Regions from separate parts of the Homo sapiens genome. Here regions 1 and 2 are each linked to region 3. The links are chromatin contacts, found by Hi-C or POLR2A ChIA-PET in ENCODE. All regions are on one chromosome and are shown on one strand. The core of a region is the stretch at or near the end of the contact, and the rest is flanking DNA. Distances in the headings are between cores, read along the strand shown.

Region 1 (4,972 bases), core at 549-3,048, 3.4 Mb before region 3:
AAAATCAGATCCTTAGCTTTAGAAACTGTATATGCATGATTCAAGATCTATAAACTCCATATAACGCAGAAGTTGGAAAGACAATTTGCATGCAAAAAAAGTTAAGAAAATGTATTTAAACATATCTGAATGAAAGTTTTTACAGTTGATATTTGGGAAAATAAGGTTCGGTACTGACAATAAAGTGAGATTAAGCACGAAACATTTTAAAATATAACCATACACTATTGGATGTGGACAAACTATGGGTAGAAATATGTATACGATGTAAAGGTCTAATTTAACAGCAGTACTATTTGAGTGTCACCGCTGTATCCCCCAAAGAACAGCATTACAAAAGCGTTTTGCTGTTTTTGCTCACATATTCATTAATTTAATCCTCACAATTAGCAGCGAAGTGGGTAAAGCATATGTTATCCTTATTTTCACTGAGCTCTAGACAGATTAAGTGAATTGGAATATAGAAGCCATCAATTGGCAGAAGTCCTGCTTTTCCCACTATGAAAAGAAAGTAGTGAATTAGGTAAAAAGCACTACTTTGGGGGAAAACTATAAAAAACACTACGTGGGGGAAAATAAAGCACATTATACAAGTTAAGTGTATCCACCATAAATATAAAAAAAAAAATATGCAAAAGTCAATGCAAAAAAAAAAAAAAAAAGCACAACAGGGGACGTTAAAGTTTCATTCATTCCATCTATTCAAACATTTTATAGGCTTCCTGGCCATTTTCCCGGGAAACAGGGTCAGTTTTCAAACATCTGTACAAACTAGACTTATATCTTACGTTTGGGAATTTAAACAAATAAGGACTAAAGATTTACTAAACTAAAACTGGTTGAAAAACTACATGGAATCACATACCACGTGATGTTCCATTCAAACTAGTCCCCGTTCCAACAGGAAGACGTTTATTTGCAGACAATGCCGGAGGAACACAGGGCAACTCATCTTTCAGCAAAACCAAATGATCTCCATGATTTTGAGAAACTACCTCACGAAGTCTCTTCACTGGCATCTTAATCTTTTTTTTCTTCTCCAAGCTGACCTCAGAGCCTTTCATATTGTTGGTCACAAAACAAGTCCCACACTTAAGGACGGAAAAACTTTCTCTGTTTCCTTAAGACTTCAGAACAAAATTTTCACCTCTTTGCAATAACTGTTTTTAAAATGTCGAACATCCACAAAGCTGAAAATCTAAATTCTGATATTGAATCCAGGATTAGAGCTGACTATAAAGTCATATTTACCCATTAATCCCACTCAGTCTATTAATACACCACGCCAAAATGTGAAAGTGGGGATGACAAGAGAATGGCCACAGGAGCAACAATAACCATAACAGTGCACTCCCCAACCCCAGAGCTGGTAGGGCAAAACCAAACACATGTAGTGGCGGGCTTAAAATTTGTTGAGAAGAGGCAGTCAAGCAAATAAAAGCGAAATGCTATTTTTAAAATAATGACCCACATAAGAAGCGTAATAGCTTTCTTCAGCCACAGAGTCTTACACACCCCTCCAGATGCAATCGTCGGAAACATAAATTCACCCCTACGTATCTCCAGAACGCCCGAGACCCGCACCGTCGTGGGTGTAATCTGACAACAGCGTCAGTTGCCCGCAGGTCAACACCCACTTCCCTTCAAACCCGCCCTTGAGACACAACACGCATGCGCGCCAAGAAACTCACCCAAAACATCCAACCAGAAAGCTAAGCGCTCTCTGGTGCTCTTCCATTCCTCTCCGGGTGGAAACAAACTCCGGACATAACAGGGGTTTATTTATTTATTTATTTTAAGGTAGCACATTGCCGCACAAGACCGCTCTACAGTCTCATCCAAGACTTGAAGAGCTCCCGACTTGTAATACTACTTGTGTTTACCAGGGACTGTTGACACTGCTTCGCTTCCGAAGACCGTTAGGGACGTGGGATTAGGTAAATTAGGCTTCCAAGAAGTTTCGACAGATTCGGGTCATTATTGGAGAGGAAGTCGGGAATAGAAAGCGTTGTCTAAGCAGAAAATAACCGAAGTTAATCCTTAGGAGATTTTAGAATTCGCTGATGGTACCTGCTTTTTCTTCTAGATTTCCTCGCGTTATAACGAATCGGCGTCTAAGGGTTTAAGTGTCACTTGACATTACTGCTCCCACGTGTTCTTTCCCATCTGGCGGCCGCGGCTCCTGTCCAGACCCTGACCCTCCCTCCCAAGGCTCAACCGTCCCCCAACAACCCCCAGCCTTGTACTGATGTCGGATGCGAGAGCCTGTGCTTAAGTATGGTGTCTGTTCTCTGCCGTGAGAATCCGGGGTTCCCGGACGGGGGGTGGCAGGCTACGCTCCAGGAAAGTGGCGGGGTCTCCCGAGGAGGCCGCCGCACGTACCTGGAGCAGTGGGGGGTGCGAAGCGGGACAGCGCTTCGCCGGGTCGGGTGCAGACCTTCCTGGAGATGGTGTCACCTGGGCGAGGGTAGGAACTTTAGGCCCTGAGCCACCCCCAACCCGGATCTGGGGAGTCGGGGTCCTGTTTTGGGACACTGAATTAGACTATAAGGTATTTACGATGTGACCTTGAGCTGCCCGGGGGAAGATCCTCCTTTAAATGAAAATCGTCTTTAGACATAATACCAGGTCTAACACCCCTTCCCTGATCTGCTCATTTCCCAGGATGCGCTACTTAGAGCTTTCCCTTTACGCCTTACTGGAGGCTTTAGAATAATCAAAGCAGAAAATGTAATCCGATCTAAAAGCTAAATAACTAATTTTATTTCTTTTACATCTCGGCAGTCTACCTTCATAGAAGTCTAGACTTAAAATGGACTTTAAAGTCTGAGCGCGGTGGCTCACGCCTGTAATCCCAGCACTTTGGGAGGCCAAGGCGGGCGGATCACGAGATCAGGAGTTCGAGACCAGCCTGGCCAGCAAGGTGAAACCCCGCCTCTACTGAAAATACAAAAAATTAACTGGGCATGGTGGCGCGCGCCTGTAGTCCCAGCTACTCAGGAGGCTGAGGCAAGAGAATTGCTTGAACCCGGCAGGTGGAGGTTGCAGTGAGCTGAGATCGCGCCATTGTGCTCCAGCCTGAGTGACAGATCAAGACTGTCTTAAAAAAAAAAGAAAAAAAAAGACTTTAAGGGCTCAGCGTTAAAGACCCTTTTAATTATTATTTTTTTGTAACTTGCTGAGTTTCTCTAATGAGTTTTGTGTTGTTTTTTGAGACAAAGTCTCACTCTGTGGCACAGGCTGGAGTGCAGTGGCGCGATCTTGGCTCACTGCAACCTCCGCCTCCCAGGTTCAAGCGATTCTTCTGCCTCAGGCCTCCTGAGTAGCTGGATTACAGGCGCCCGCCACCACGCCCAGCTAATTTTTTTTGTATTTTTATTAGAGACGGGGTTTCACCATGTTGGCCAGGTTGGTCTCGAACTCCTGACTTGATTCACCCGCCTCGGCCTACCAAAGTGCTAGTATTACAAGCGTGAGCCACCGCACGTGGCCATTATTTTTTATTTTAGTTACATTTTCTCTTCGTAATTGGGCTCATAGGTGGTACTTGTTTGTTCACAATTTATTGTATATTATGAGTGTACTGAAAGAACTACAATGTCAGAGTCGCCAGAGACCTTGGAGATAGTTTAACTCTTACCTTCTAGGTGAAACTTATGTGAAAGAAACAGTGACCTAAGATCTGAGTGTAGGCACTCTGAATTATTAAAATGACAACTTAATTTGGATCTTACAGCTCTTTGTCATTACTCTTTAGTTCCTTTCCCTCTTTTTTTTTTTTTTTCCAGAGACAGGGCCTTGCTCTGTCATGATCATAGCTCCCTGAAGCCTTCAACTCCTGAGCTCAGGCAATCCTCCTGTCTCAGCCTCCTGAGTAGCTAGGACTACAAGCACTTGCCACCACGCTGGCTAATTTTTTACTTTTTTGTAGAAACTAGGTCTCGCCTTATTGCCCAGGCTTATTTTCTCAGCTCACTGCAACCTCTGCCTCCTGGGTTCAAGTGATTCTTCTGCCTCAGCCTCCCAAATAGCTGGGATTATAGGCACCCGCCACTCTGCCCAGATAATTTTTGTGTTTTTAGTAAAGATGGGGTTTCACCATGTTGGCCAGGCTGGTCTGGAACTCCTGACCGCACGTGATCTGCCCACCTCAGCCTCCCAAAGTGCTGGGATTACAGGCGTGAACCATCATGCCTGGCCTTATTTTCTCACTCTAAATCAGCCCTCTCAACCCCTTTTCTTTATGACTGACACTTTTGAAAAGACCAGCCAGGTTGTCTTACAAATTGTTCCATGTTGTAGATTTTCCTAATTATTCCCTCATGATTAGAGCCATATCAAACTTTGGCCAGAATACCACATAGGTGATGCTGTCTTACTGCATCCCACCAAGAAATACCTAATGTTGGCACCCATGTTTGTGATGCTAGGTTTTATGACTTAGCTTATACGTTTTTTCTTTGAGACAGGGTCTCTTTCTGTCACCCAGGCAAGAGAGCAGTGGCGTGATCATGGCTCACTGCAGCCTCAAGCTCCTGGGCTCAAGTGATCCTCCTGCCTCAGCCTCCTGAGTAGCTGGGACTACAGGTGCACACCACCATGCCGGCTCATTTTTGTATTTTTTGTAGAGATGGGGTTTTGCCATGTTGCCCAGGCTGATGTAGAACTTTTGGGCTCAAGCTATCCACCCACCTCAGCCTCCCAAAATGCTGGGATTGAGCCACTGCACCTGGTCAGTCACTTAGCTTATAACATATATTTGGCTATTTGGAAAATATTTTTAGATAGATGATATGTGTCATAATAGCTTATAAGACATTTTATAGGTCTTAAATAGGTCATTTTATAGGTGCAATGGGGAAAATACTGGATTTTGAAGTCCAAAGACCTTAGTTAGGCTCCAGCTGTCCAGTTACTATCTGTATAAGTGACCTCATGTAAGTTTCTTAAGATTTCTGAACCATCCCTCCCA
Region 2 (4,979 bases), core at 416-2,915, 4.7 Mb after region 3:
CTGTGGAATGAAAATGGTAAGAAGAGGAAAGAAAGAATTTCTGCCAGCAGTGGCAGAAAAAGTAGATGCTCCTAGCGGAGTTGGAGGTCAAGGACAGGACAGTGTCACTGTGGGATCCCTGGGCAGACGTTCTACCTATGGCAGGTGGTATGGGGGCGTTAAAATATATTAGACCAGCATTGGTCAAGGGCTGAAAGCAGCAGCTGGGACATTGTCTATGACATGTCTCCCTCCAGAAAACAAGAAAAACAAGTGAGACAAAGAGAAGGAATCATCTACTGCTATGTGGCAGGTAGGGGCAAGGGACCTAGTAAATTTGGACAAACTGCCAAGTATCATTGTTACTTAGGATGCACAAATTACACTAATAACAACCTTAGAAGGTAGATATCGTTACACTAATAACAACCTTAGAAGGTAGATATTGTTATCCCATTTTACAAATGGATTCAGTATGGTTAATGATTTGCCAAGGCCTCCCGGTCAGTAAGCTGGAATGCAGACACAGTTCTGTCTGTCCCCAAGTTCATGCCATGTGGTTTCCCCATACCAGAACCATCCATCACTTTATACCAAACACCATACTCTGAAGTCTCCCAATGACTGGTCGTCAGAATTTATACTGCCCGTTCTCCCGCAGGGCCTTAGCTGTGAGATTTGTGGCTTCTGTGGAGGCCTGAGTGCAGATTGTAGCTGAACAGCCGTTCTTTCCATATCTCATTCCATAACCCTATGGACTATTTTAGAAGGCTAAAATAGCCTTCTAAACCTTTGTACAAACCTTTGTAGGTTTGCCACCTACAAAGATGAGAATAAGTGTGAGGGGAAATGTCCATTTGAAAATTAATTATAAATATCACAACGTAATGCAGAGATTCATAATGAGAACAAGGTCACTCCTAAAGGGTGAAAATTGGTTCTTGGCAGGTGGCAAAAAAATCTAACTTTTTTATTGTTTAAAGCACAGATATACATATGGTTCATATACAGATATATAGTATATTTGTGATATTAAAATTTCATTGGTAAGTGATTAGAAAAAATGTGTAAAATGACTCTTTGAGGGAGAGAAATGAAAAAAGGTGCATGGGGTGTGGGCGAGTGGCACTGTTGAGTGTATCCTAGGTGCCAGAAGTAGGCTCTCATTTGATTTTAATTCATCGTGAATAGTAACCTGCAGAATGTCCAGAGCATCCCTTTTTTCCCTGCTGTCCCCTTTGATCAGTAGCCTTATAGAAGGGACAGGGGCATGGGGACAGGAGCTACAGTTAGAGACTTCAGTTTTCTTTTCTCTCTCTTTTTTTTTTTTTTTTTTTTTTTTTTGAAGACAGTCTCACTCTGCTGCCCAGGCTGGAGTGCAATAGCGCAATCTCGGCTCACTGCAACCTCTGCCTCCTGGGTTCAAGCGATTATCCTGCCTTAGCCTCCCCCAGTAGATAGGACTACAGGGGCGTGCCACCACACCCAGCTAATTTTTGTATTTTCAGTAGAGACAGGGTTTCACTGTGTTGTCCGGGCTGGTCTCAAACTCCTGATCTCATGATCCGCCTCCCTCGGCCTCCCTAAGTACAGGGATTACAGGCATGAGCCACCACACCCAGCTATGGAACTTCAGTTTCTGATCATGCTTGAAGCTGTGGAGTGACCTTGGGCAAGCTCTGGTGCTTCCTGGAGCCTGGCGTGCCTTATCGCTATGATTTATGTCCCTGTTTGGCATTGCTTTGCTGATTTTTTGCTGAGGAGGGCAGAGGGCTCTTGGGCCAAACATCTAACAGCGGTCAAGCAGCCTCAAGGATGCAAGAGCAGGAAAGTAGAGGGTCAAAGGGAGTAAACATAGAAGAGGAAAGCACAGACAGAAGGGCAGAAGGTGGGATTTTAACATAGTGCTGTGGCCAACGGCCAACGGAGGCGCTGGAGGCAAAAGCTCTTCACACAGTCCCCCAAGAGGCTCACTGTCTTCAAAGAGCAGACCAGAAGTCCTGCTGGGCACATTACCATCATGGTGACAGGCACATGCTTTAAGAAGTAGGACTGTCAAGGTTGCCTGTTATCCAAAGCATTTATTAAGTGCTTAACTGAATGTGCTCTGTGCAGTGCCACATCCACTAAATGCTAAGAGTACCATGTAAATGCTCCCTAGCATTAGAATCTAATTAGAACTTTCATAGTTGGAAGGGCTTCTGCTCTTCAAATATTAGTTGAAGGAGTGTTTCCTCACTCAGTAAAAACCTCAGCCAGCTGCAGTGGCTCATGCCTGTGATCCCAGCACTTTGGAAGGCTGAGGCAGGTGGATCACGAGGTCAGGAGTTTGAGACCAGCCTGGCCAACATCCCCGTCTCTACTAAAGATACAAAAAATTAGCCAGGTGTGGTGGCGGGCACCTGTAACCACAGCTACTTGGGAGGCTGAGGCAGGAGAATCGCTTGAACCCGGGAGGTGGAGGTGGCGGTGAGTCGAGATAGAGCCATTGTGCTCCAGCCTGGGCGACAGGGCAAGACTCTGTCTCAAAAAAACAAAACAAACAAACAAACACCTCAGTGGAAAATCCTGTGACATCTTTAAGAATTTCATCCTGCTTTTGCTAATAGGGGTCATTCTAGGCTCCCTCTCTTCAAATTGTTTAATTGGCTTGTTGAGGTGAATTAATAACATATGTCTATTAATTGTTTTAGCTGAGTTCAGCATTTTCTGTTATGGATTATGGATTAACAAACCCAAATGTCTGTGGAATCACACTGTTAACATAAATGAGGGAAGCAGTCTGAATATAGGGCAAGATGGAGAGGTGGAGACTGGGGCAAACTGGGGTCCTCATGTCTGATCTAAAGTGGACAGCTACTGCTCAGTGCCACAGACTGCAAGCCTAAGGTGCTGGGTTTTCAGTCTTTTTTTTTTTTGAGATGGAGTCTTGGTCTTGTCACCCAGGCTGGAGTGTAATGATATGATCTGGGCTCACTGCAACCTCTGCCTCCCAGGCTCAAGCGATTCTCCTGCCTCAGCCTCCTGAGTAGCTGGGATTACAGGTGCCCACTACCATGCCTAACTAATTTCTTGTATTTTTAGTAGAGACGGGGTTTCACCATGTTGGACAGGCTGGTTGTGAACTCCTGACTTCAGGTGATCCACCTGCCTCGGCCTCCCAAAGTGCTGGGATTACAGGCATGAGTCACCGCATCAGGCCCACCACCCCCACCCCCATTTTTTTTTTTTTTTTAAGACAGGGTCTCAGTCTGTTGCCCAGGCTGGAGTGCAGTGGGGCAATGATGGCTCACCGCAGCCTCAATCTCCAGGGCTCAGGTGATCCTCCCACCTCAGCCTCCTGAATAGCTGGGACTACAGGCATGCATCACCACACTAGGCTAATTCTTTGTATTCTTTTTTTTTTTTTCTTTTTGAGACGGAGTCTCGCTCTGTCTTCCAGGCTGGAATACAGTGGCGCGATCTTGGCTTACTGCAACCTCCACCTCCCAGATTCAAGTGATTCTCCTGCCTCAGTCTCTTGAGCAGCTGGGATTATAGGTGCATGCCACCACACCTGGCTGGTTTTTGTGTTTTTAGTAGAGATGGCCAGGCTGGTCTCAAACTCCTGACCTCGGCCTCCCAAAGTGCTGGGATTACAGACATGAGCCACTGCGCCCAGCCAATTCTTTGTATTCTTTGTAGAGATGGGGTTTCTCCATGTTGCCCAGGCTGGTCTCAAACTCCTGTGCTCAAGCAATCCTCCTGCCTCGGTCTCCCAAGGTACTGGGTTTACAGGCATGACCCCCAACATGTCCAGCCAGAGTCTTTTTTAAAAAGCCAGAAATCAGAATTTTATGTAAAGTGTCCTGGGATTTTTCCTACAACCTTTTATTCTGAGAAAAAAATCAAAATATACAGAAGTGGAGAGAATACTGCAATGAATACCTGCATACCCTTCGCTAGATTAGTTCATCAACTGTTAGAATTTTGCTGCATTTCCTTTCTGTCTTTTTTTCATTCTTTTTAGCGACAGAGTCTCACTCTGTTGCCCAGGCTGCAGTGCAGTGGCACAGTCATGGCTCACTGTATTCTTGAAATCCTGGGCTCAAGTGATCCTTCTGCCTCAGCCTCCTGAGTTGCTGGTATTACAGGCGTGTGAGCCATAGTGCCTGACTAATTTATTTATTTTTTGTAGAGATAGGATTTTACTATGTTGCCCGGGCTGGTCTCAAACTCCCAGCCTCAAGCAATCCTCCCACCTCAGCCTGCCAAAGCCCTGGGATTACATGTATGAGCCATTGTGCCTGTACTTCCTTTATCCCTGTTTCTGCCTCTCTCTCTCTCTTTCTTTCCCCCTCTCTCACACATACTTTTTTGGCTGAGCCATCTACCTAAATATTTAGCATAATCTCCTGAAACAAAGATGTTCTTCTGTATAATCACATTATGATTTCCATACTCAATAAATTTATCATTGACTCAATACTATTATCTAATATATAGTCTATGTTCAAATTTCTCATATTGTTCTAATAATGGTTATAGAACTATATATATAATGAAATAACTATATATATAAATGTGTATAGTTATTTTTAAATCCAGGATCTATTCAGTGACTGTACATTGCCATGACTTTTTTTTTTTTTTTTTTTTGGGACGGAGTCTTGCTCTGTTGCCTAGGTTGGAGTGCAGTGGCGCAATCTCAACTCACTGCAACCTCCACCCCTTGGGCTCAAGCGATTCTCGTGCTTCAGCCTCCCGAGTAGCTGGGATTACAGGCACCTGCCACCGCGCCTGGCTAATGTTTGTATTTTTAGTAGAGATGGGGTTTCACCATCTTGGCCGGGCTGGTCTTTAACTCCTGACCTTGTGATCCACCCGCCTTGGCCTCCCAAAGTGCTGGGATTACAGGTGTGAGCCACCACGCCTGGCCCATTGCCATGACTCTTTAGTCTCCTTTAATCTGAAAGAGTTTTCCACCTTCTTTATTCTCTTATTTCATCTTTCATGAAACT
Region 3 (4,349 bases), core at 524-3,023:
GGAAAACAAATACCAAATTCTCTTTTCTTTGTATGTGGACATCTAGCTTATAGGTAAAAAAGTAAACGTTAAAGTATGATTATCTAGCTATAACTGCAGCTCTTCACTGGTTGGTTCGGCCAGAGTTGACAAGTCCAACTCTCCAAACTTGAGGCAAAGGAAGATCGGAATCGTACCCACATCATAGATTTGCTGTAAAACTTTTAATAAACAAATCTCTTAGTCGCTGCCTGGAATATAGCAAAACCTCAACAAATATTAGCTTTTATGATGCCTACTTTTAGGTCCATAAATCTTTATCTGCCCTAGTTTGGCACAAAACTTACATGGTGGCAAAATGTGACCTGAAGCTATTTATAGTTTCTATTCGCCCCCACTTAGAATGAATGTTCACATCTATTGCTGCAAATATTAATGTTGGATTATGGGGTGCCCCACTCTGCTGGGGGTGTTATCTCTCGTCTAACATGACTTTCTAAAAAGATGAAGATAAAATCCAAGTATTTTTGAATTCAAAACACACTAGCTTCAAAAGTTTCAGTTAAGAGACTGGGGATGGATTTTACCCATTCCGCCTGGAGTGAGGAAAAGAACATTCCAATATTTGCAATTCACTCCAAGTTTCTGAAGCAAACTCGCTTTGCATTGTGGGCTCAGAGATGCCAGCATGAAAAATTTCTATTCTTCCCCCAAAGAACACCAGTGAACAAAGAACTTATGAAATGTTTCTGAAGGCTACCTTTGCCTGTAATGAGGGTTCCTTTTCGAAACAGACCTTTACAACCCCCAGGTGTGTATTTCTCTAGTAGTAAAACTAAAAAAAATTCTTGCGGTCGAGTGAGCCTGGCTTCATGCTTTAACACTGGAATCTTTACCTATTAAAAGCTGTACTCTTGCTTTTCAAGGTAAAGAGGAAAACGGTCCAGCTATGCATACGCTATCGCAGGTATGTGCTCCTCAGTCCTAAAAAAGGAGATCACTGAATTCTGCCCTTCTCGTGGTTTGCCCTGGGTATTCATCTAATGTATCCGTGAGCAATTCCTCTAGTAAGTCATAACCAGAACGTTGTCACACTGCGGATTAACAAGCGCCCGAGACTCTTGTAAGAATCTTTTCAGGCCTTTCCCTTTTTATTAAAAATTAATGAATGAGTGTAATAGGGTGGGGGTAGAGGGGAAATCGGGGCCAAGGGGCGCGAGGCCGGCAGCCGTTTAGGGACGCACGAACAAAGGGAGTCCGGGATCAACCGGAGCGAACCGGCCTCCTAGCGGGTCGCGCCCGCCGGGAAGGGGTGGGGGAGGGGCCGGCCCGCGCCCGCCCCGCCCCGCAGCCAGACCTGACGTCAGGCGCCCAGAAACCCGTCGGGCGCGACGTCAGCGGCCTCCGACACCTTCTCCCTGGGGGGCGATCCCCAGGCAGCCCGCAGCGTGGAGGAAGGCGACCGATAGAAACGCTTAGTCCTGGTGCCAGGCAGGCGACCACGGCCCGAGCACTGGACGTGACTCGATGCACCTCGGTCACCGCGCCCGCTTCCCGCTTGGCCGCGCCCGCGGGCTCCGCAACCCCAGCTCCCCGATTCCCCTTCACGACTCCCACTAGTACCGAAGCAGCCTCACCCGGCAATATCCGAGACCGCAGTAGGGTCTAGAAGCGGCGATGGGTCCGAGGGACTGGGCCCTGAAGACGCGGGCGCAGCCTGACTGACGGCAGCTAGAGCAGCGGCGGCAACAGCACCAGCAGCGCGCGGCTCCTCCTGGCGCCGGAACAGGAAGCGCCGAGCGCACCGCCTCCGCCCGTTCTCCCCCTCCCCTCAGGCCGCGCCGCGTGCGCCTCCCGCAGGCCCCTGGCGGTACTGCGGCCCGCCAGGCCTAGGGGGATGGGCTCCACCTGGCGCCGGCTCCGGGCCGCTTTCCCCTGGTGGGCGGGCTAAAAGCTCCCAGAGTTTCCGGAGTTCCGAGGACTCGGAGGAAACGCCAGTGGCTGCCGATGTTCACGGCTTCCCGGCGGAAATTGCTAACTTGTCTTGAGTTGCTTGAGGGCTGATTCTGGATTCCTTTTGCTCAGCGGTTTTTACAGCTAGGCCTCGAAGGAGGCTGGGTATGGACGCGGTCTGATTTCGGCCTGACCCGAGGACTCAGATCCTCGGGCCAAAAGTGGGGAGAGGGAAAATATTAATACAGGAAAGGGAAGACGTTTGCAAATAGCTTGACAAATTGATATTTGCTTTCTTTGTAGATTTTTCCTCATCAATGCCTCTTCTCCCATGTTCTTTTTTGTTGTTTTTGAGACAGGGCCTCTGTCACACACGCTGGAGTGCAGTGGCGCGATCTCGGCTCACTGCAACCTCTGCCTGCTGGTCTCAAGCAATCCTCCCATCTTAGCCTCCGAGTAGCTGAGACTGCAGGCATGTGCCACCACATCCGGCTTATTTTTGTGTTTTTGATAGAGATGGGGTCTCACCCTGCTAGCCTCAAGCGATCTGCCCGCTTCGGCCTCCCAAAGAGCTGGTATTACAGGTGTGAGCCACCGTGCCCAGCCGCCATCTTCATTTCTGAATAAACATTACCTCCTGTGTCAGGCACAGATGACATGACCCCAGTCAAGGAACCTACTAACTAGCAATAAAGATGTCGTGATAATTATATGGTGTGCAAAATATATACATATATGCAATATACTTTTTTTTTTTTTTTGAGACGGAGTCTTGCTCTGTCGCCAGGCTGGAGTGCAGTGGCGCGGTGCGATCTCGGCTCACTGCAACCTCCGCCTCCCGGGTTCAAGCGATTCTCCTGCCTCAGCCTCCCAAGTAGCCGGAACTACAGGCGCGCGCTACCTTGCCCAGCTAATTTTTGTATTTAGAGACGAGGTTTCACCACGTTGGCCAGGATGGTCTCGATCTCTTGATCTTGTGATCCGCCCTCCTCGGCAAAGTGCTGGGATTACAGGCGTGAGCCACTGTGCCCGGCCAATATACATTTTTTAAGATATAAAAATATCCTAAAAGTATGTGGTACACTTGCATCTTGCTTTGTGTAAGGCATTAGTGAGTGAGTGGGTGGCCATTTAACCATGAACTTGTTTAAAGGAAGACATCCCTGGATGTTTTCCACAGCACACACAATTCTCACACTGAAAAAGGGGCAACAGAGGAACTTCAAATACCTAAGCCGAGAGTCTTATTTTTGGGTAAGGGCACACAGGCCTATGGAAAATTACACGACTGGTGTGGACCTAGCCTGTTCTCACTGGTGACAGTGAATCAGCAGTGCCTTGAGCCATGCTGAAACCTGAAGCAACAAGAAATCAGTAATCTGGTCAGGTTTGATTTGAAATTTGGTATCTTGCTCATCATAGGCTTTTTTGCATCAATTCAGATATTACAATATTGTACCAAAACATTGTCTTCCTTAGTCGTATAGTCAAATATTTGTCCCTAAGTGCCTCACCATACCCTAGTCCTGGCGCTGTGTACCAGTAATGGATAGCCTCCAACTTTTCCTTGCCTGCAATCAGCCAGTAGCTGAGCACGTTGGAGGGGTCTAGATCTAGGCCATTCCTGTCCCTGTGGGCTTCTCTACAGGCAACCTTTGCTTGGGAACCAAGTCCTCATCTAGCAGTCTCAAGATGCACTGAAGTCCGAAGCTCCCCTACCCAATCCTTCCTTCTAGGTGTCAGACTTTCTGTGTGGTATGAAGAATTCCCCACCTTCTGCTCCCTTCTCTATCTTTCTAGGTGTTTCACTCCAAATAAATCTCTTGCACCTCTAATCACATTTTGGCACCTGCTTCTGGAAGTCCCAAACACAAAAAAACTAAAAGGAGTGTATTATAAATTAGAAAATATGTAAGAATATGGGTTTCTCTATCTTTTTCAGATTCTAAGTTGAATGTGTGAAGTAAAGACTATGTTTTTAAAATAAAACACAAAGCCTTTGGATTTTACATAGGAAGTTTTAATTAAGTAGAAATGAAAATTTATCCAGATCAATTTATTTGAACTTACATCCAAGAAGAAACATTCAACTTAAGGATTAGAAATAAAAGTGGCAATTGTCTACTTCTTTTGTGGTAAGGAATAGATCATACAAGCCTGACTGATGAGAGTAATAGCTTTGTGAAAACTGTATATTCGAGTACATGTGAACTCATACTTGGCTTATACAGAATTTATCCAATTCTAGCAAAGTCAGCATAATTTAAATAAACCTCCTTGAGTTTTACACCATGGCTCTCAAGTCTGAAAGCTTAGATTTGATTATAACCATGGCAAAAGTGATTATCTTTATTTTCTGAAAACGTAATCAACTTTTAAAATAAGTTAAGCAAACATCAGTTTTACACAGACCATAT

The links. A loop is a pair of places that touch in the nucleus more often than their neighbours do. ChIA-PET counts read pairs that join two places held with the same protein, here RNA polymerase II (POLR2A). Pooled maps may share reads with other maps.
Region 1: a map of CD8-positive, alpha-beta T cell shows a loop between it and region 3 (6-fold over the local background). The contact joins the promoter of TIMM9 here to the promoter of MAPK1IP1L in region 3. A Hi-C loop is called at or near these places in 2 of 168 maps with a recorded cell type or tissue (CD4-positive, alpha-beta T cell and CD8-positive, alpha-beta T cell) and 8 of 50 pooled maps.
Region 2: POLR2A ChIA-PET joins it to region 3 with 12 read pairs in B cell. The contact joins the enhancer-like site here to the promoter of MAPK1IP1L in region 3. POLR2A ChIA-PET finds 5 or more read pairs at or near these places in 2 of 52 experiments (B cell and WTC11).

Annotation. Positions count from the first base shown.
Region 1 is chr14:58,424,357-58,429,328 of GRCh38, reverse strand. TIMM9 (translocase of inner mitochondrial membrane 9) reads left to right here and starts at 1,798. Exons shown (of 6, transcript NM_012460.4): 1 at 1,798-1,937; 2 at 2,087-2,275. KIAA0586 reads right to left here and starts at 1,610. Exons shown (of 31, transcript NM_001329943.3): 1 at 866-1,610. The coding sequence starts at 1,064. RefSeq lists enhancers at 1,339-1,528, 1,599-1,648, 2,663-3,606.
Region 2 is chr14:50,385,442-50,390,420 of GRCh38, reverse strand. The region is part of intron 2 of CDKL1 (cyclin dependent kinase like 1); the gene reads left to right. Among named protein-coding and RNA genes, the nearest start is that of CDKL1, 9.0 kb to the left of the region's middle. Within about 2 kb of position 1,665, at least 9 of the 41 ENCODE cell types and tissues checked have a DNase peak (open chromatin) inside an H3K27ac peak, as active enhancers do.
Region 3 is chr14:55,049,071-55,053,419 of GRCh38, reverse strand. It overlaps MAPK1IP1L (mitogen-activated protein kinase 1 interacting protein 1 like), which reads right to left and starts at 1,773. Exons shown (of 4, transcript NM_144578.4): 1 at 1,617-1,773. SOCS4 (suppressor of cytokine signaling 4) reads right to left here. Exons shown (of 3, transcript NM_199421.2): 3 at 3,931-4,349. RefSeq lists silencers at 1,203-1,362, 1,713-1,952 and enhancers at 1,983-2,182, 1,722-2,411.